Regions from separate parts of the Homo sapiens genome. Here region 2 is linked to region 1. Evidence: chromatin loops called from intact Hi-C (ENCODE). Cell type or tissue: natural killer cell. All regions are shown on one strand. Links, peaks and the distances in the headings refer to the core of each region. The heading gives the core; the rest is flanking DNA. Region 1 holds the start of LINC02084 (long intergenic non-protein coding RNA 2084). Region 2 overlaps LINC01980 (long intergenic non-protein coding RNA 1980).

Region 1 (10,368 bases), core at 2,845-7,844:
AATCAAGAAGACTGCTGGGCTTTGTCTGGGTCCCTATCCCCATGCTAAACTGAGGCCTGGAAACTCTCCAGGCAGTAAGTTGGAGAAATATTAGGGTTTTCCTCATTCATTTCTCTTCTTTAATAGATTACTATTTTACATTGCCTAATGGAAGCCATATATATATATATATATATATATATATATATATATATCTGGTTATATATATCAGATATATATATATCTGATTTTTAGTTTAGTTTTTTTTTCAAGCAGAAAGTTAATTCATATCCCTGTTACTCCATCTTGTATTAGAGCAGAAATCTGCTTTTGACATTTTTTTCTTTTTTTTGAGACAGAGGAGTCTTGCTCTGTTGTCCAGGTTGGAGTACAGTGGCACGATTTCGGCTCACTGCAACCTCCATCTCCCAGGTTCAAACGATTTTCCTGCCTCAGCCTCCCAAGTAGCTGGGATTACAGGTGCCTGCCACTGTGCCTGGGTAATTTTTGTATTTTTAGTAGAGACGGGATTTCACCATATAGCCCAGGCTGGTCTCAAACTCCCAACTTCAGGCTATCTGCCTGCCTTGGCCTCCCAAAGTGCTGGGATGATTACAGGTGTGAACCACCGCGCCCGGCCATGCTTTTGACATTTTTGAAATTCAATTAAAATCATAGCATTGCTCTAGATCAGTGGTCAAAAGCTTTCCGTAGTGAAATCTTCCTCACAGGAGTATTTTGGTTATTTAATTTTTTCAAGTAGGGTGCCAAAACTGAAAAGTAGGGGGATTTTCACATAAAAACCCAAATTTTTCAGCTATTCTTGAAACATCCTCTTTGGGGAATCTCAAAACAACTCGAGAGTACTTAAGAGTACTCTCAAGAGTATCCTTTAGCAGTCAAGACATTGGAGGGTGATAGGTGGGCTGGATTTCTTCTTCATTGCCCCCAAGCTTCACCCTTCATTCTTTTCTGTCCTGCCTTGTGCCATCCTGCCTCCTCTATAGAGGAGGCTGACCTCTATGACTGCATCAAGAGATTGTTTAGCCCTTTGGATTCTCACTGGGTTCAGCCAAACAGGGGCACTGAGGGGATTTGAGGGTGGAAGGAGAGAGTCTGGCCTCCTTCTTGCTGGTTTACTAAAGGTTGGTCAAGTTCTTCCTAAAGCTGCAGCCTTTGTCAAATGGTCTTATCCACACTACTCTCTCTTTGGATCTGGCAACCTCGCCTATGTACAAGAAAGCTGGCAAACACAGAGAAACCAAATACCTCGTGGACCTTATTGCCAGGTTAAGAATGTGACTCATACATTTTTTTTTCCCGAAACTCCGATGGGAAATAGGGCATTGCAAGGCTTGGAAATGTTTGATTGTCCTTTTCCAGTGAGTTTGTTTTTGTTGAGAGGGAAAAAGGAATGGGAGAGAGTTATTTTGAGGCATGTATCTCCAGATTAAGATTTAGTTGTATTTCTAGAGACTCTCTTCTATTTAAATTCTGTTTTTCAGTTATGTGTTTCATCAATATCATTATGATCACCTTCCATAGTCTAGTCAATTCACAGAATCTGTTTTGACAGCTCTGAACAGAAAAGTCCCTAATGGAAATATTAGATACCATCTTAACCATTTTCTCCAAGTTGTATTCTACACTCTGTAATCTCAGCTTAATGTTATTAGCTCTGGGGCACAAATACACACTCCTACATACAAGCATGTATACACATTTTTGCACACTAACTTAACTCATGCTTCTCTGTGCTCTTCTATAACAGCTATGTAGTCTGTGTCTGTGGTCTTCTAAATATTTAGTGATGAGCACAGACTATTGGTTAATTATATCAACAACAAGCCTTTTTACCAGAGGAACTTGAATCCTGAAAGAAGTAAAATACCAAAGATCATTCTTGGGTTTTAGATCTGTAAGATAAAGACAAAATTTGCCTGCCAAGATTAAGAAAACCAGCAAATATGTAGGGTGAAGAACATATATTCTGTGGATTCACTACCCCAAAGCTATATAGGCCAAAGTGTGCAATGAAGAAGGCACCACTCCATGATAGGCTTAAAAAAAGGCTGAGTGTGGTGGCTCATGCCTATAATCTCAGTGCTTTGGGAGGCTGAAGTGGGAGGATTTTGAGCCCTGAATTGCAAGATCAGCCTGGACAACATAGTGAGAATCCATCTCTACAAAAAAACTTTTTTTAATTAGCCAGGCATAGTGGTGTGCACCTGTAGTTCTAGCTACTCAAGAGGCTGTGGTAGAAGGATTGTTTGAACCTAGGATTTTGAGGCTGCAGTGAGCTATGATTGTGCCTGGGTGATAAAGTGAAACCCTGTCTCAAAAAAAAAAAAAAAAAAAAAAAAAAAGAAGAAGAAAAGAAGAGGAAGAAGAAAAAGAAGAAAAATTAATCATGGATACATTTGGATTTCAAATATTGTTCATCCTCTGAAAAACATAAACAATAATAAAAACTATGCTTTTGAATTTAACGTTTTCATGACTAAACATATTTCCCAAGCCTCTGAAATATTGTATGTCCAAAGTATAGGGTCTAACCCATGATACACTGCCAAACCAATGAGTTCCTCAAGGGGCTTGGCAAACCACAAAACCATAGTGATACTTGGTTCTTGCCTCTGTATAGTGGGGTTTATAGAACTAGAGCAGTCTCTAAGGTGCCTCCCAGCTCTCCAATTCGGTGACTCAAGGAATGATGACTGATTTAGGGATTTAGGAAGAAGTGCTAGTTAACAGAAGGCTATATACTTATGGCATTAATATTGAGTCATTTCAAGAAGAAATGGTGGCAATCTAAGACCTTTGCAGGAAACATTCTGATTGCCTGAAGTTTTGCGGAATAGTCTACAATTTGGTGTCTGGGACGAGGAAGGGAACAAGATGGTGGCAATGGTATCTACATGTTCAAATCTACCCTTGTTATTCTTTGAATTTCCATGATGGTCTCTCTCAGTAACCAACTCCATTCCAGTTCTAGAAGTTCTAGGCTGTGAATTGTGGATAGTAACTTGGACTTTCCCCCGACCTTTCTCTCCCTCAGATTCCTCCCTCAATCATTTCCAAATAAAGTGGTAAAAAACCACTTCTCTTGTGGTAGATGAAATCACTCCCCTCCCTGCTTAACAACCAAATTATTTAATAGTCCTTTTTTTAGCACTTATGATTTCCATATGATGCTCCTCCTTATGAGTTATTGAAATATATTTTTAAAGGCATCAGGAAATTGACAATTTGCCCTGAGAGTAGAAAAACAGATGGAAACCTACTTTATCACTTTGATATGCACTGGTTTAATGTGATTTCTTAGCAATTTGGGGCATATTAGACTGTCTTAATAAATATGTTTCATCCACTAAGTCTTACCAATTTATGCATTTTGTCCATTTTACACCTAGGTTTCTGTGTCTCATGTTCCCCAGAAGGCCTCTCTGTTTTCCTGTGATGATATATAAAGAGCAGAGATCTTGGCTTTTTGGCTTACTCTGTTTAATGTCACATTCAAAGTGTCATTGAGTAAAATTTTCTCATGTATATGTAATTGATAATAATAGCTGTACTGGAATTTACCTCCTTTGCCAACCCCTTAATGAAATAGTGGGTCTAACTGACAGTCATCAATGTACAAAGACCTGCCCCCAAAAGAGACAACTGGACATCATGAGCCTCCTCATGGAATATTACCACCTATAAAATATTATTACTAAAAAAAAGTGGAATCTAGATCAGATCAATAAAACACCACTTTGTTGGAAAAACAAGAATCAGAGGACTATGTTAACACTACTGAACTGCAATCAGCAAAACCAGAACCTGGAAAACTAGACAGAACAAATGCCCCAATTTCTTCAATAAATTGCAAGGAAAAATAAAAGAGAAAAGTTGAGAGGGGAGAGTTCTAGACTGAGAGAATTAAGTGATACATCAATCACATGTGTGGGACCTGTTTGGATCCTGATTAAAACAAACAACTGTAAGGAACAAGCAAACAAAAAGAATAACAAGAACAACTTTATGAGACAACCAGAAAAACGTACCTGGATATTTCCCGATATTCAGAAATGATTGTTGATTTTTTAGATGAGATAATAGCATGACAGTTATATATATATATATATATATATATATATATATTTTTTTTTTTTAAAAGAGTCCTTTTCTTTAAGGGCTGTGTACGGAAATAATTGTGGATTAGAGGACAGGAATTTCGGGATTCGTGGCAGAAAGAGTGGAGTGGGGATTACAGGAAGAAATAAGAGAGGCCATGGATTGATGGTTATTGTAGCTGGTAGTGGACACATGGGGGTCCATTGCTCTCTACTTTTTCAAACTGCATAATATTTGTAATTATTTCTGAATTAATAAAAACTTTCCTTTGCTAATGCATCTAAGTTTACTATCATACATGTTATAAAATTAGTAATTAGTGATACCTACTAATATTCGGAACTACTCAACAGTTTACAAAACAGTTAAATTTATAATCTCATTTCTTCCTTCTCAGTACTCTTTGCCGGGATAGGTGCTGTTGGAATCCCCACTTCACAGATGAGGAAATGAAGTTCAGTGAAGCTAAAGACAATGCCGCTGTAAGGGGCGGCGGACTAGAACTTAAGTCACAGAACTCCAAATTCCAGGCTCCTTCCCCTACACTAAAAAACTTTTAAAGAAGCGTAGGAGTGTGGGGCTCAGCGGCTCACACCTGTAATCCCAGCACTTTGGGAAGCCGAGACTGGTGGATCACCTGAGGTCAGGAGTTGGAGACCAGCCTGGCCAACATGGTGAAACCCAGCCTCTACCAAAAATACAAAAATCAGCCAGGTGTGGTGGCGCACGCCTGTAGTCCCAGCTACTCGGGAGGCTGAGGTAGGAGAATCACTTGAACCCGGGAGACGGAGGTTGCAGTGAGATCGCGCCACTGGGTCCTTTTTTTTCTTTCTTTTTTTTTTTTTTTTTTTTTTTGACGGAACTGTTCAGGACCTGACAAAGCAGCAGCTTTAAGAGTGGAGGAGCTCTCTTCGGCTGGGGAGATCCTTACTCTCCATGGCCACCAGATGGCGAAGGCTGCCCGCGGCCCAGAAGAGAGAGGAGCCTGCAGACCCGCGCGGAAACTCTGCTGCGGGACCTGGAGGCCAAGGGTGAGGCGTGGGGTCCTCCTCCACTCCAACTGTGTGGGGAAACCTGGGTAGAACTTAAAGTTACAAAAGTCATTGTGCAAGCCCTGCTGTCCCCACAAGGGCTTATAGGAAGGGGTTCGGAGCTTTTCAAGGAGGCAGGGGAAAATTAAACTCGTGTCTCTTAATGTGTATTTGGTGGGAGGGGAATGCTGCCTGAAATAATGCATTGCTTCGGCGGCGGTCAGAGATCCATGTGACGCGGGGGCACTTTAGGGACCATTGCTGAGGGCCTGGTTAGCATTTGGGCAGCTGAATCCTTCCCTTGGCGAACTCCATACGTGCCCTCGGCGACACACAGAGGACTCCCAGAGTTGAAGAAGGGGGTGGATGTGTGTGTGCGCACTCGCCCACGTCTCGTGTTTTACTTTTCATTTAAGTCGTAATAAGGAGAAATTCGATGACCAGCAAGGCTGGAGTCCCATCGTCTTGTTGGGGGAGAGGGGGGAGAAGAAAAAGGTGCCTGTAACTTCAGACTGTCCAAGATATCGCTTAGCTCCTGCGCCCGGAAGAAAATCCAGCGCAGGTCGGGTTCCGGCGCGCGGAAGCCCTGCGAACCCCAAATGTGTGCGCTGAGCCGAGGCCTCTAAGCGGTAGGAGAGAATCTGACCTCCGACATTCTTTTCAAGACACGCGCCGGTGGACCGGGTCCTGGGATTGGCTTACTCCCGGGCTGGACCTTGGGGTTCGCATATTTGAAAGCGTAAACTTGAGGAATGACGGCGGGGTGATGGGTATTTTATAGAGTGGGACTCAATCGTGCTCAGCAACAGATTTCTCCAAATTCCCTTTTAAAAAGAGCCTCCCAGAGCTGTCGAAATCTCCGCGGGGTGAAAGCTAAACTTTTGGAGTCGCTGTGTAGCCGGGTAGAGGACACGGCGGCGCGAGCCGGAAAGATAAGTGTCCAGGCGAATGGGAAAGGAAAGATCTTAATTTTTGTTCCTACTGTTAGCTGAATGTCCATAAAAATCAAAGGGAATGCGGGGAAGTTTTTATTCCAGAGCGTTTCCATGACACCCGCAGAGATTTAAAAAATTACATTCCTCCCCCTACGCAGGTTTAATTCGGAAAGAAGAGACTGCAGAGGAGAGGGAAGACCGTGAGTCTGCTTTCACCTAGGTTTAAAGCGAATCAAAGACGGCTGTAAAAAGGGAAACCGGGACCAAAAACAGATTTGGAGCCTCGAAACTCTCCATTGAAGGTTTGGAAGATACGTTGCTGCAGACTTGAAACCGGCTCCAAATCCGGCCCAAACATGGGCTGAAAATATGGCGCGCTAATCTGCTGCTTCCCCTCCTCCTCAAGTTCTTTCTGACTCTTCCCACCTTTCCCAGTTTCCCTTCCAGACGTCTGCGGCTCCCCACTCCACCCCCAGGATAGCTACTCTACATCCCGACAATTCCCAGCTTCTACACCCAGGAGGAGGAATTCTGGAACCACCCAGAGCGAACTCGTGCCGGGGCGGGGTGGGGACCGGAGGAAGGTCCTGCTCCGAATTCTCTCCAGAGCAGAAAAGAATTCTAGAGGCTACATGTGGGCTGCTTTCCCCCCTTCTTCCTTTTTTCCCTCGCAAACCAACAACCAAAAAGTGTTTGGTGATGGAAAGAACACCAGTGGAAAACGGCAAATAACAGTATTTCCAACTCCGAGTCAGGTCCTCTTTGCACTGCTTTTTCCTGTTTCATTGCAATTTATTGATTTTATTGTGGTTTTTTGTTTATTTGGGGCAAGAACGGAGATGTGAACCAGGACGAGCCAGCAGACCCCCGAGCCAGTATCTCCTCCCTGGGCAGGGAACACCGCCTGCACCGGTGCATACTAGGAGACCCTGGCGGAGAATGTAAACAAACCGGGCGCCGAGCCCTTGATCTTTATTTAAATAGAGGCTTGTTTATCGGTGTCATCCTAGGAGGATTAATTAGATACATCTCTTCACAATTTGGTGTCTGACACTCCATCTTAGGAATGCCTTATCATAAGGTGTTAATTGGGGCCACTCAGCCACTTACGTTTCTATTAAACACTGTGAGGGACTTTTCACAAGTACCAGGTTCTTTTTTACTGTACGATGCAAAAACATACAGGACCCGAAATAGACTAGGGCCAGAATCTGCTATATCCCGGCAGTGATTAGCACTTTGGGGCTTTCTAGAGGGCAGAAATAGGAGAGCACTGTTTTCGAAATTCCATCGCATCTCCCAATATTCGGTGGTTGGATGCAGATGTAAGGGGGCTGTTGGGGGTGTGGGGAAGGCGCTGACCAGGATAGGGGGGCTATGAGTCTCCCTTCCGGAATCTAAATCAGTCATCCACAGTACATATATCTTAAAAAGCACATCTTCAACGCTTTTGTCCTTGGCTCCCCGGTAAAGTTCGGGGCGCCTTTGCCAAAGTGTTTTGAGTAGGCCGTTCGGAAACGCGGAGCAGGAGTTCGAGCCCCCAAGGTCACGGGTGGCGCGGGAAGAACTCGGGCCCCAGAGGGACGGAGGGGAAGGGAGACAGGACAGTCGAGGTACAAGGTCCTGGCGGCCTTAATTGGGCGCAGAAGGGGAGGAGGTCTCGGCTGATTGCTCGCCTCCCAGCAGCTAATCCTCTTAGCAGCTGCATTTCCGCGCTACACAGTTAGCAGAATGATCCTCCCAGCTAGACCTTTACCCCGGGAGGGTCCAGGAGGGGGCTGGAAAGGTTTGCAATCTGGGCCTGAAGCCGTCTGCAGATAAGCCTGGCGGGACGTCTGGCTGGGGGGACAAAGGGGACCCTCCACCCCACTCTTTGGACCTCCCAGGGTTCAGCCAGGGGATGGGCTGTCCTTCGTCTTCCCGTGGAGCGTGGGCCAAATAAACGGAACTAAGCGCAAGGTGAACTGCTCCAAGGTCACTGTTTGCAGAGCGGCAGTGCACGGAACGACTGGAATCCTCCTTTGTAAGTGCCACGCCCGTCCCTAGCCTGCGCCTCAGACCGAGTCCGGGCGGAGTTTGACTGCAGCTACTGAGGCCGGCAGCCGGCGGCGGCGGGTGCGCAGCGTCTGGGTTCAGAAGAAAGCCGCAGGTGGGCGCAGAAGCTGAGCTGTGTGCAGCCCCCCGCTCCGCCGCGCCCCAGGGACCCTGAACTGGTGGGCGCTCAAAGGGCCACGGGGGTTCCCAGGGAGCCTAGGTGGGCCTAAGGATGGGTGGCCCCAAGTAAGCCTAGAAAAAAGCCCAGAGAACTTAGTGGCCAGGCGCTCTGACAGAGCCTGGTCTCCAAGAGCCAGAAGCGGAGGTTTTCGAGGCTTGGTTAAGTCTGATGTGGGCAATCGGCAGCAATCTTCCCTCCCCCGTTCCCCCGCCCCCCTCCCCCGCCCCGCCAACACCCATTGTCCAGACTTCCCAGTGGGGTAAGGAAATAGCCCCATTCCACTTCAAGGAAAAAAGAAGATAAACAAAACATCCCCACCCCCGCATGACTACAGTATCCAGTTAGAGATTCTAGAGCCTTCCGTGGAGGTAGGGGATGGGTGAGGCACTGTTAAAGCTGAAAACGATACAGGAGGAAGCAAAATGAGATCTTTAAAGCAAAGATGAAAACCCCAACAGCACAGAAGACAGAGCTATGTCCGTTCCCTTACTGAACCACATTTATTAAAAATGACTAAGACTGTACATAAAAATCCAAGATCTCTAAAATGCCTATAGGAGCTGTGGTATCAGGTTTTAGTTTCTTCACATTACCAAGTTAGGGAGAGGGGATGGCGCAAGAAGAGGATGAAATAGGAGTTTTCCTTAAACACGGTTCAAGTTAGTACATAGTAGCTGAATACATTCTTAACTATCTAAGAAGTAAACAGAATATTCCCAAATATCATGGGGATGATGAAACTCTCCCCTTGCCCCTGCAGCTGTTAAGTGATTTGCAAATTCTTTACAAAGCCAAAGCACCAGTTTTACATTATCCCAGACACCTATGTAGACTATTTGTACAATATATACCACATTATTCTATAGTGTATCTAAACACACAACTGTACACTTTTAAATTCTCCCTTTTTTTTTTTTTTTTTTTTGGTGACTCCTTAGCTTGCTCTCTCCTGAGTCCCACTGGCCACCCCAGCACACAGCAGAGGCCTAGCAAGTCTCAAGTGAGGCAATCCTGGACTAGGGCAAACATGGCTTGTTCCAAAAGCCGGGGGTTAAGGAATCAAAGTCAGGTGAAACTATCACTTTCACAAAAGCTTTTCTTGACTCCTGGGCCTAGTATCTTTTGCCCCTGGCAGAATGTAACAGCAAAATGTCTCCTTCTGAAACGGAAGGCACAGCCCTCTTTCAGAAGCAAAACACCTTAACACTCGGCTTCTATTTGCTTAAGAATTTACAAATAGAAATGAGAATCAAAGGTTTTAACTCATCTGATAGCACTGGGCACCCAATGTTCACAGCCTGCTTCTTTGAAGGGTTAGTGTCTCCCCAATAAATAAATACAGAACCTTGGATACCCTTCGAATTTTAAAATACCTTAAAGTCTTCCATTAATCTTATTTTTTAAAAATGCTAGGTTTGTTTCAGTTACCTGCAGCAATCAAAAAGCTTTGGCACCTTCTTTTAGAGAATTGCACAAAACAGGATGCATCAAGGTGGAAGGCAAACATCTTTTTGGCAACCTAGGCAAAGAAGACAACAAAAAACACCACCAAGTCCATCTGCAAAAAGTTAGCTAATTTTTGAGGTTAAAATAACTCTTTAGGGAGTTGTGTAAAAAGCATAATACCCTCCCATGCCTTTTGAGGTGTCTTTACTATACTCTTCAGCATTAATGTCCTCACACTTTATGGAGGGTGAATTTTCATTACTGGAGTTGCTAGGAGACAGCCGCCTTCGCTTACAAGCACTGGTGTATACTCCTGAATCATTGGAATCTAGAGATTTGATGGAAGGGGGTGTCTCTATCCAAGAAGAGCCAATTTCCTCTTTCACTTTCTCCTTGGAGAGCTGATCTTCAGAGAACACAGTGGGGCTTGTTCTGGAGGTCCATGGTAGTCCAGCTGCCATCTTCCTCTGGTAAGAACCTCGACCTCCCCACCCTGCCATTGCAGGAAAGGTTGGGTCTGGGTAATACCCCAGGGCATGGGATGTCTGAAGGGGCAAGGATTTAATGCCATATGGGAGCAATGTGCTAGAAGTATATTCAGATTCATAGGAACTGATGTCTAGTTTGTTGGTCCCAGGTT
Region 2 (10,368 bases), core at 2,721-7,720, 150 kb after region 1:
ATGATAAAGGGGATATCACCATTGACCCCACAGAAATACAAACAACCATCAGAGATGACTATAAACACCTCTATGCACATAAACTAGAAAATCTAGAAGAAATGGATAAATTCCTGGATACATACACCCTCCCAAGACTGAACCAAGGAGAAATTGAATCCCTGAATAGACCAATAATGAGTTCTGAAATTGAGGCAGTAATAAATAGCCTAACAACCAAAAAGCCTAGAACCAGAAAGATTCACAGCTGAATTTAACCAGAGGTACAAAGAACAGCTGGTACCATTTCTACTGAAACTATTACAAAAAAAGGAAAAGGATAGATTTCTCCCTAACTCATTCTATGAGGCCAGTATCATCCTGATACCAAAACCTGGCAGAGATAAAACAAAAAATGAAAACTTCAGGCCAATATCGTTGATGAACATCAATGTAAAAATTCTCAATAAAATACTGGCAAACCAAATCCAGCGGCACATCAAAAAGTTTAACCACCATGATCAAGTTGGCTTCATCTCCAGGATGCAAGGTTAGGTCAACATAAGCAAATCAATAAATGTGATTCATCACATAAACAGAACTAAAGACGAAAACCACATGATTATCTCAATAGGTGCAGAAAAGGCCTTCAATAAAATTAAACACCCCTTCGTGTTAAAAACTCTCCATAAACTAGGTATTGAAGGAACATCCCTCAAAATAATAAGAGCCATATATGACAAACCCATAGCCAATATCATAGTGAATGGGCAAAAGCTGGAAGCATTCCTTTTGAAAACCGGCACATGACAAGGATGTCTTCTCTCACCACTCCTATTCAACACAGTATTGGAAGTTCTGGCCAGGATAATCAGACAAGAGAAAGAAATAAAGTGAATTCAAATAGGAAGAGAGGAAGTCAAATTATCTTTGTTTGCAGAAGACATTTTCCTATATCTAGAAAACCCTGTTGTCTCAGCCCAAAAGCTTCTTAAGCTGATAAGCAACTTCAGCAGTCTCAGCATACAAAATCAATGTGCAAAAATTGCTAGCATTCCTACACACCAACAACAGGCAGAGAGCCAAATCATGAATGAACTCCCATTCACAATTGCTACAAAGAGAATAAAATACCTAGGAATTTAGCTAACAAGGGAAGTAAAGGATCCTTTAAAGAGAACTATAAACCATTGCTCAAAGAAATCACAGAAAACACAAGCAAATGGAAAAACATTTCATGCTCATAAATAGGAAGAATCAATATCATGAAAATGGCCAAACTGCCCAAAGTAATTGATAGATTCAATGTCATTCCTATTCAACTACCATTGGCATTCTTTATAGAATTAGAAAGAAGAGTTTTAAATTCATATGGAAGCAAGAGCCCAAATAGCCAAGATAATCCTAAGCAAAAAGAACGAGGCATCATGCTACTCAACTTCAAACTATACTACAAGGCTACAGTAACCAAAACAGCATGATACTGGTACAAGGACAGGCATACAGACCAGTGGAACAGAATAGAGAACTCAGAAATAAGACCACAGACCTACAACCATTTGATCCTTGACAAAGCTCACAAAAACAAGCAATGAGGAAAGGATTCCTTATTTAATAAATGATGCTGGGATAACTGGCTAGCCATATGAAGAAAATTGAAACTGGACCCCTTCCTTTTACCTTATACAAAAATTAACTCAAGATGGATTAAAGACTTAAATGTAAAACCCAAAACTATAAAAACCCTAGAAGAAAATCTAGGCAATACCATTCAGGACATAGGCATGGGCAAAAATTTCATGACAAAAATGCCAAAAGCAATTGCAACAAAAGCAAAAATTGATAAATGGGATTTAATTAAACTAAAGAGCTTCTGCATAGCAAAAGAAACTATTATCAGAGTGAAGAGAAAACCTACAGAATGGGAGAAAGTTTTTGCAATCTATCCATCTGACAAAGGTTTAATATCCAGAATCTATGAGGAACTTAAACAAATTAACAAGAAAAAAATAAACAACCCCATTAAAAAGTGGTCAAAGAACATGAACAGACACTTCTCAAAAGAAGACATACATGCAGCCAACAAACATGAAACAAAGCTCAACATCACTGATTATTAGAAAAACGCAAATCAAAACCACAATGAGATACCATCTCACACCATTCAGAATGTCTACTATTACAATGTCAAAAAACAATAGATGCTTGCAAGGTTGCAGAGAAAGGAATGCTTTTACACTGTTGGTGGGAGTGTAAATCAGTTCAACCACTGTGGAAGACAGTGTGGTGATTCCTCAGAGACCTAGAGGCAGAAATACTATTTGACCCAGCAATCCCATTACTGGGTATATACCCAAAGAAATATAAATCATTCTGTTATAAAGATCCATGCATGTGTATGCTCATTGCAGCACTATTCACAATGGTAAAGACATAGAATCAACTTAAATGCCCATCAATGATAGACTGGATAAAGAAATTGTGAGATATATACATACATATATATATATGTATGTATATATCTCCAATGGAATACTATGCAGCCATATAAAGGAATGAGATCATGTCTTTTGCAGGGACATGGATAGAGTTGGAAGCCATTATCCTCAGCAAACTAATGCAGGAACAGAAAACCAAACATCACATGTTCTCATTTATAAGTGGGAGCTGAATGATTAGAACACATGGCCACATAGTTGGGGAACAACACACACTTGGGCCTGTCAGAGCAGGGTTGTGGGGAGGAAGAGCATCAGGAATAATAGCTAAGGGATGCTGGGCTTAATACCTAGGTGATGGTATGATCTGTCCAGGAAACCACCATGGCACATGTTTACCTATATAACAAACCTGCACATCCTGCACATGTACCCCTGAGCTTAAACTAGAAGTTAATAAAATAATATGAACATTTCAACCATAGAGCAGGGTAGGAAATAAGGAAATAAATAAATGGCAAGACAGTGTGGACTCCAGAGCCCATCAGTGGCCTATCAATCATGAGTCTACCACTTTTTAGCTCTGTGATCTTGGGTAAGTTACTTAGCCTGTTACCACATCTCAAAAATAAAGATAAGGACTATACTTATCTCACTGGTTTATTGCGAAGATTAAAAAATTGCCTACCAAATACTTAATACATTATCTGGCAAACAATATGTGCTCAATAAAATATATGCATTATTATTATGGGTAACTTTACTGTTCTCTCAGACTATAAGACCCAAACTCTCAAATTCCAAATTTATTTGTGATGGCTCCTTTTTTTTGGCACTATCTTTGCCCACCAGCCAGTAAATAGTTAAATTATTTAAATTCCATGATCTCAACCCTTTATCTCCTTTTCTAATACCTCCTCTGAAATGCAGCTCCTCATGACTTTCCTCCTAGCAACAGAAAATCTTTTCTAATTGCCTTTGTAGCTCTGAGCACATCATTTCTTTTTAAGGATTGTCTATTGCAACTATTTTATTTAATTTCATTTTATTTTTGGAGACAGGGTCTTACTCTGTCAACTGTGTTGGAGTGCAGGGGGGGCAATCATGACTCACTGCATCGACCTCCAAAGCTCAAGTGATCCTCCCACCTTAGCCTCCTGAGTAGCTGAGACTCCAGGTGTGCACTACCAAACCTGGTACAATTTTTTAAATTTTTTTTGTAGAGACGAGGGTCTTGCTATGTTGCCCAGGATGGTCTGGAACTCTGGGGCTCAAGCAATCCTCCCGCCTCAACCTCTTAAAGTGCTGGGGTTACAGGTGTGAGACACTGTGCCCTACCGCACATTATTTCTATATTTAAGATCTGCCCTTACATGACATTGCAATAGATTATAATTTTGGTCATAATTCTTCACTCCCCTGTGATAGGATTGTACATTCATACCTTTGTCTGGTAACTTTGCTGTGCCCTCCTGCTGGGTTTGTTTCCTCACCCCATGTGACTTGCTTTGGCAATGAAATATGAGTAGATGTTGCAAGAGCAAAGGTCTTACCTGTGTTTTTTTATGATTTGGCTCAGCTCTTATGCTCCAGATCCATCATGAGAAGAACATGCCCTGGATTCCTGCTATCCCTTTAGCCATGGCTCCAAAATTAACACACACAAGGAAGACCTGAGGTCAATCCACAGCCTGGATTCAAGTCACCTAATACATAGGAGAATCAGAGCTACCCAGCCACACTCAATCTACGTTAACTGAACCTCAGCTGACCTGCAGATTTATGAGTATGAGAATAAAGGCTTGTTAATGTATATCATTAAGTTTTGTGGTGCTTACTATACATCATAATTGTGTTGATACCTGACTAGCACAGATTACTTTTCCAGCTTCACCTCTGACCATACTCTTGTAAATATGCTATAGTCCAGCTAATTATAACAACTTGATGACCTCTCCCTGTGCCCTTGGCTTTTCTACCTTTGGTATCCTGGTCCTCCTCTCCGTCTTCACATGAATATATGTAGCTGGTAGTTATTGGTTCTGGGCTAAGTAATCATGGGCGACCACTCTGTAACCTTCTCCACTCTCAGGGCAGGCTGCCATGCCATTCATGATTTTGAATTTTTTAGTTTACCTTTTCATATTTGTATAGTTTGATTCCATTACTAAAGAGAGACCTTGATTTTTAATAAAGAATTATTATTTATTGAGGGCCTTTATGTTCTAGAATTCTAATTGGTATTTTATATACAATGTCCATCCATGAGGTAGAGATTATTTTCCCCAATTTTATAGAAGGGGGAGGGGAGATTCAGAGAAGTTATGGAACTTGTTCAAAATGTGAACAGTAGAGGTAAGGCTGAAATCCACTTTTCTCCTGTTTCTCACTACTATGCTTTTTGGCTGTGCCATTTTATCTTTTACAGTTATAACCTCAAAAAATTAACACGTTAATTGATTTTTTAAACAGATAAGTGATAGAAACAACAGTTGTGAAAATCTGGAACATAAAGTGCCACATCTTAGTGGTTTTATTAAAGAAATATTAATTTAAAAATTAGATTTTAAACCTTAAATGGCTCATGCCTCCATCTCTTGAGGCCTGCCTTGTGTATTGCCAATGTTTGTGTCTTCAAGTTCTATAGAACTCAAAAGGAAACCACAGAACAACCACCCCAGGATAGCAGAGAGAGTCTGACCTAAGCCCACAGAAGCCAAAAGTAGCAGGGTTGGAGTTGAAAGCTTACACTTTGTCTTCAGCTCACACCCTGACACCTTTAGGCTTTGTCTTTTTTTAACATCAGGGTGCCAGCCTCGAATTTTTAAACCTTAACTCTGAATTTCTTGACTTTCCATATGTTTAAGATACACTTTGTGTGTTACTGTTTTGAAACAGCTGTTTGTCAGAGCTAGGGAGGAGGGAGGGAATCAAAGTTTAATGGGAGGTGCTTGTCTTAGAAGTGAGGCTGCTGAGCTCGATTCTTACAAGTTGAAGGGCCTCACTCTAAATCAGGGTTTCTCAGCCTCCGCACTATTGACTTTTGCGGCCAGGTAGTTCTTTGTTGTGGACGTCCAGGTTCCTTAAATATTGGTTAGCAGCTTTCTGGCCTCTACTCACCAGAGACCAGTGACACTGCTTTCCTCAGCTGTGACAATCAAAAGTATCTACAGATGTTGCCAAATATCTGTAACCTTCCCTGTGGCAAAATTGCTCTGATTGAGAACCATTGCTCTAAATGAATTAAAAAGACTGAGATCATTTTGTTGTTATTGTTGCTGTCTTTTAGAGACGGGATCTCACTCTGTCACCTAGCATAGAGTGCAGTGGTGAGATCATAGCTCACTGCAGCCTTGACTTCTTGGGCTCAAGTCATCCTCTTGCCCCAGCCTCCAGAGTAGCTGGGACTACTGGTGTACACCACCATGCCTGGCTAGGACTGAGATCAAACTCAGAAAGGAAGGCAAAATAAAGAGATGACAGATGAACATATCTAGAAAAATTATCCTGGTACTAGTTAGATGGACTATGAATGCATTTTACTTTTTAAACAAATCTTATTTATATTATAAATATCTTAGGAAACAAAAAATCAAATAGAAGGGCCATTACTAAATGACCGTTCTCAAAAAATCAAGCAACTTGCATAGATATACCCAGTAAATTAAAGGTGAACCCTAAACTAAAACTTGTCTCTCAGAGCAGGTTATGTATATTGGTGTAGTGACTTGGTAGACTAAGAGCAAAAGTATTCTTGATCTTGGAGTTCAATGTCCGCAGAGCCAGAAAACCTGAGAGCTCTGCTATTTTTAAGCTGCTACATATTGACTGCCTCAATTGCTTCAGGGGCTTTGCTTTGTGTCTTACTATATGAGGTAGACATTATTGTTCCCATTTTACGGATGATGAATATGAGGTATACAGAGGTATCACTTGCCCAGGTTCACGGGGACATGGTCAAGAATTAAAATCAGGTCTGCCTGGCTATCAAGCTTGGGCTCTTCAATCATTATGGTTTCGGCATCCCACAGCTGGGATAAGGCCACGGATTCATTGAACTTGACAAAGTAATCATCACATTTGTTATCTCACCTCACACTGAACCCAGGCCTGCTCTGTCCTCTGATGCCTCTGCCCAGAGCTGACCACGCAAGGGCATTCAAGGAGATTGTTGTCACATAAGATTGTCTCATAGAAGTCTCTGGCTCAAATATTGCATGATTCTGTGATTCTAATGAATGTCGTCCAGAGAAAGGAAGAATGCCATGACATTATTTATACTGAGCTAGCAGGAGCTATTTGGAAAGAAGCACCCAAGTGATGCAGAAAAGTAGATCTAGTGTTTCTGTCAGGAATTCCATATTAGTGCAGGCAGTGGGATATTAGATGGTGGGATATTATATGTAACCTTGTTATAATGGGTGCAGAAGATATGGAAACCCTCTAGTAGGGAAGGCATGGGGGCCTATGGGACCAGACAAAACCAGATGTCATAATGAGGGGCTTCTTGTATTGCTGAAATTCTGTTAAGACACTTATATTCCTCGGACTCGAGCTAAACCTAGGTGTTGCTCATTATTAAACAAAATGTCAGTAAATGTACAGTATTCCAGGCATTATTGATGGTGAGTTTTATTATTTCCCTGAGCTTTACTAAGGTGTTATTGACAAAAAATTTAGATATTTACAATGTACATGTGATGTTTGATATATGTATACACTGTGAAATGATTTAATCAATCAAATTAACTTGCCCATTACCTCACACACTTAGAATTTTTTTGTGTTGAGAGATTAAGATCTAATCTCTTAGCAATTTCCAAGTATACAATACATTATTAATAATTACAGTCATCATGCTGTACAATAGATCTCCAGAAGTTATTCATCCTATCTGACTGACATCTTGTATCCTTTAAACAATATCTACCCATTCGTCTTACCTCTCCGCAGTTCCTGGCAATCAGCATGCTACTCCCTGTGAGTTTCACGTTTTTAGATTTTACATAAAGTGCGGTCACGCAGTATTTGTCTTTCTCTGGTTTATTTCACTTAACAAAATGTTCTCCACATTCATCTATATTGTTGCAAATGACAAGGATTCCTTCTTTTTTAAGGCTGAATAGTATCCCATTGTGTATATATATTACATTTTCCTTTATCCATTTATATGTTGATAGATCTTAGGTGAATAATGCTGCAGTGAACATGGGACTATGGATATCTCTTTGACATACTGGTTTTATTATACATTTTTTGGGGGGGGGTTCTATACCCAGAAGTGGGATTGCTAGATCATATGGTAGTTCTTTTTTTTTTTTCTTTTTAAGAAATCTCTACACTGTGTTCCATAGTGGCTTTACACTGTGTTCCATAGTGGCTTTACTAACTTATATTTCCACCAATAGTATACAAGGTTTTCCTTTTCTCCACATCCCCACCAACACTTGTTGTATTTTTTCTTTTTGGTAGTAGCCATTCTAACAGGAGTGATGCAATATCTCACTGCTAATTTGCATTCTCCGATATTGAATGTTTTCTTCGTATATCTGTGGGCCATTTTTATGTGTTCTTTAAAAAAATTATATTCAGATCTTTTGTCCATTTTTCAGTGGGCTTATTTGTGTTCTTGTGATTGATTTGAATTTCTTACATATTTTCACTATTAACCCCTTGTCTATATATGGTTTACAAATATTTTTTCCTAATCTCTAGGTCACTTTTTCATTTTGTTGATGGTTTCTGTTGCTGTGCAGAAGCTTTTTAGTTTGATGAAATCCCACTTATTTATTTTTGCTTTTGTAGCCTGAGCTTTTGTTGTGATATCCAATAAATCATTGACAAGGCCAATGTCCAGGAGGTTTTCCTCTGTTTTCTTCTAGGAATTTTATGATTTCAGGTCTTACAGCTAGGTCTTTTTTTCCATTTTAAGTTGATTTTTGTGTTCAGTCTAATAGTCCAATTTTTGCTTTTGCATGTGGAAATCCAGGTTTCCCAGGACCATTTATTGAAGAGCCTATACTTTCTCCATTGTGTGTTCTTTTTTTTGAGATGTAGTCTTGCTCTGTCACCCAGACTGGAGTGCAGGGGTATGATCTCGGATCACTGCAGCGTCCACCTCCTGGGTTCAAGCAATTCTTGTGCCTCGGCCTCCAGAGTAGCTGAGATTACAGGTGTGCACCACCACTCCCAGCTAATTTTTGTAATTTAGTAGAGACAGGGTTTCACTATGTTGGCCAGGGTGGTCTCAAACTCCTGACCTCAAGTAATCCACAGTGTTGGAATTACAGGCGTGAGCCACTGCGCCCACCCATTGTGTGTTCTTGGTAACTTTTTTGAAGACCAATTGACTGTAAATGGGTGAATTTATTTCTGGGCTCTCTATTCTGTTCCATTGGTCTACAAGTCTGTTTTTTTTGTTTTGTTTTGTTTTGTTTTTTTGTTTTTTAGCAGTATCATGCTGCTTTGAGTACTCTAACTTTGTAGTGTACTTTGAAATAAGGTAGTATGATATCTCCAGCTTTTTCTTTTTGCTCAAGATGGCTTTGGCTATTCAGGATCTTTTGTGGTTCCATAAAAATTTTAGGATTGTTTTTTCTACTTACGTGGAAAATCTCATGGAAATTTTGAAAGGGATTGCATTAAATCTGTAGGCTACTTTGGATAATATGAACATTAAATAATATTAATTATTCCAATCAAAGAATATAGGATATCCTTCCATTTATTTGAGTCTTCTTTGATTTCTTTCACCAATGCTTTATAGTTTCCAATGTACAGATCTTTCACTTTCTTGATTAAATTTATTCTTAAGGGCCAGGTGCAGTATCTCACCCCGGTAATCCCAGCACTTTGGGAGGCTGAGGCTGGTGAATCACCTGAGGTCAGGAGTTCAAGACCAGCCTGACCAACATGGTGAAACCCCATCTCTACCAAAAATACAAAATTAGCCGGGTGTGTTGGTATATGCCTGTAATCCCAGCTACTCAGGAGGCTGAAGCAGGAGAATCATTTAAACCTGGGAGGTGGAGGTTGCAGTGAGCCAAGATTGCGCCATTACACTCCAGGCTAGGCAACAAAAGTGAAACTATCTCAAACAACAACAATAACAACAAAACAAACAAAGAACAACAACAAAATCAAAATACCAAATTTATTCTTAAGTACTTTAAATACTGTATTTTGTTTTTTATTGTAACTAGTGTAAATGGGATTGTTTTCTTGATTTCTTTTTCAAATAGCTCATTGTTGGTACATAGAAACACTACAGATGTTTGTATGCTGCAACTTAATTGGTTTATTAGTTATAACAGTTTTACAGTTTTTTTTGGTGGAATTTTTAGTGTAACTACAAGATATGCCATCTGCAAACAATTTTACTTCTTCCTTTCCAATTTGGATGCCTTTTAGTTATTTTTCTTGCCAAATTTCTCTGGCTAGGACTTCCACTACTACATTGGATATAAAGAGAGAGTGTGTAAGTCCTTGTCTTGTTCTCATCTTAGAGGAAAAGCTTTCAGCTTTTCACTGTTGAGTATGATGTTAGCTGTAGACTTGCCATACATGGCCTTAATTATGTTGATACATTCATTTCATACCTAATTTGTTGAGTTTTATAATAAAATGATGTTGAATTTTGTCAAATGCTTTTTCTATATCTATTAAGATGGTCATGTATTTTTTCTCTTTATTCTGTCAATGTGGTGTATCACATTTATTGATTCATGTGTGTTGAACTATCCTTGCATCTGAGGGATAAATTGCACTTAATCACAGTGTATGATACCTTTAATGTGCTGCTGAATTTGGTTTGCTAGTATTCTGTTGAGGACTTTTACATCTATGTTCATCAGGGATATTGACCTGTAATTTTATTTTCTTATAGTGTCCTTGCCTGATTTTGGTATCAGGGTAATGCCGGCCTCATAAAATAAGTTTGGAAGTGTTCTGT

The links. Hi-C counts contacts between places; a loop is a spot of excess contacts. Peaks named below come from ENCODE experiments on the same cell type or tissue, not always from the same donor. Only the 100,000 strongest peaks of a DNase experiment are listed, where the experiment ranks them.
Region 2: a loop joins it to region 1, with 2.9 times the contacts of the local background. A loop is called at or near these places in 3 of 110 quality-filtered maps.

The regions. Positions count from the first base shown.
Region 1 is chr3:27,707,190-27,717,557 of GRCh38, forward strand. It overlaps LINC02084 (long intergenic non-protein coding RNA 2084), which reads left to right and starts at 5,730. Exons shown (of 2, transcript XR_007095851.1): 1 at 5,730-5,853; 2 at 5,968-7,211. EOMES (eomesodermin) reads right to left here. Exons shown (of 6, transcript NM_001278182.2): 6 at 8,764-10,368. The coding sequence ends at 9,881. It also overlaps the pseudogene KIAA1143P2. RefSeq lists enhancers at 5,543-6,228, 6,900-7,796. In natural killer cell, for the core only: CTCF peaks have their summits at 5,053 (motif pointing right) and 5,256; DNase peaks (open chromatin) are centred at 5,062, 5,482, 5,602, 6,412 and 2 weaker places; H3K4me3 peaks cover 2,823 bases; H3K27ac peaks cover 2,769 bases.
Region 2 is chr3:27,856,091-27,866,458 of GRCh38, forward strand. LINC01980 (long intergenic non-protein coding RNA 1980) reads left to right here. Exons shown (of 5, transcript NR_146630.1): 5 at 3,997-4,235. Among named protein-coding and RNA genes, the nearest start is that of LINC01981, 27 kb to the left of the region's middle. In natural killer cell, for the core only: no CTCF peak of the experiment used is centred there; a DNase peak (open chromatin) is centred at 5,131; H3K27ac peaks cover 1,296 bases.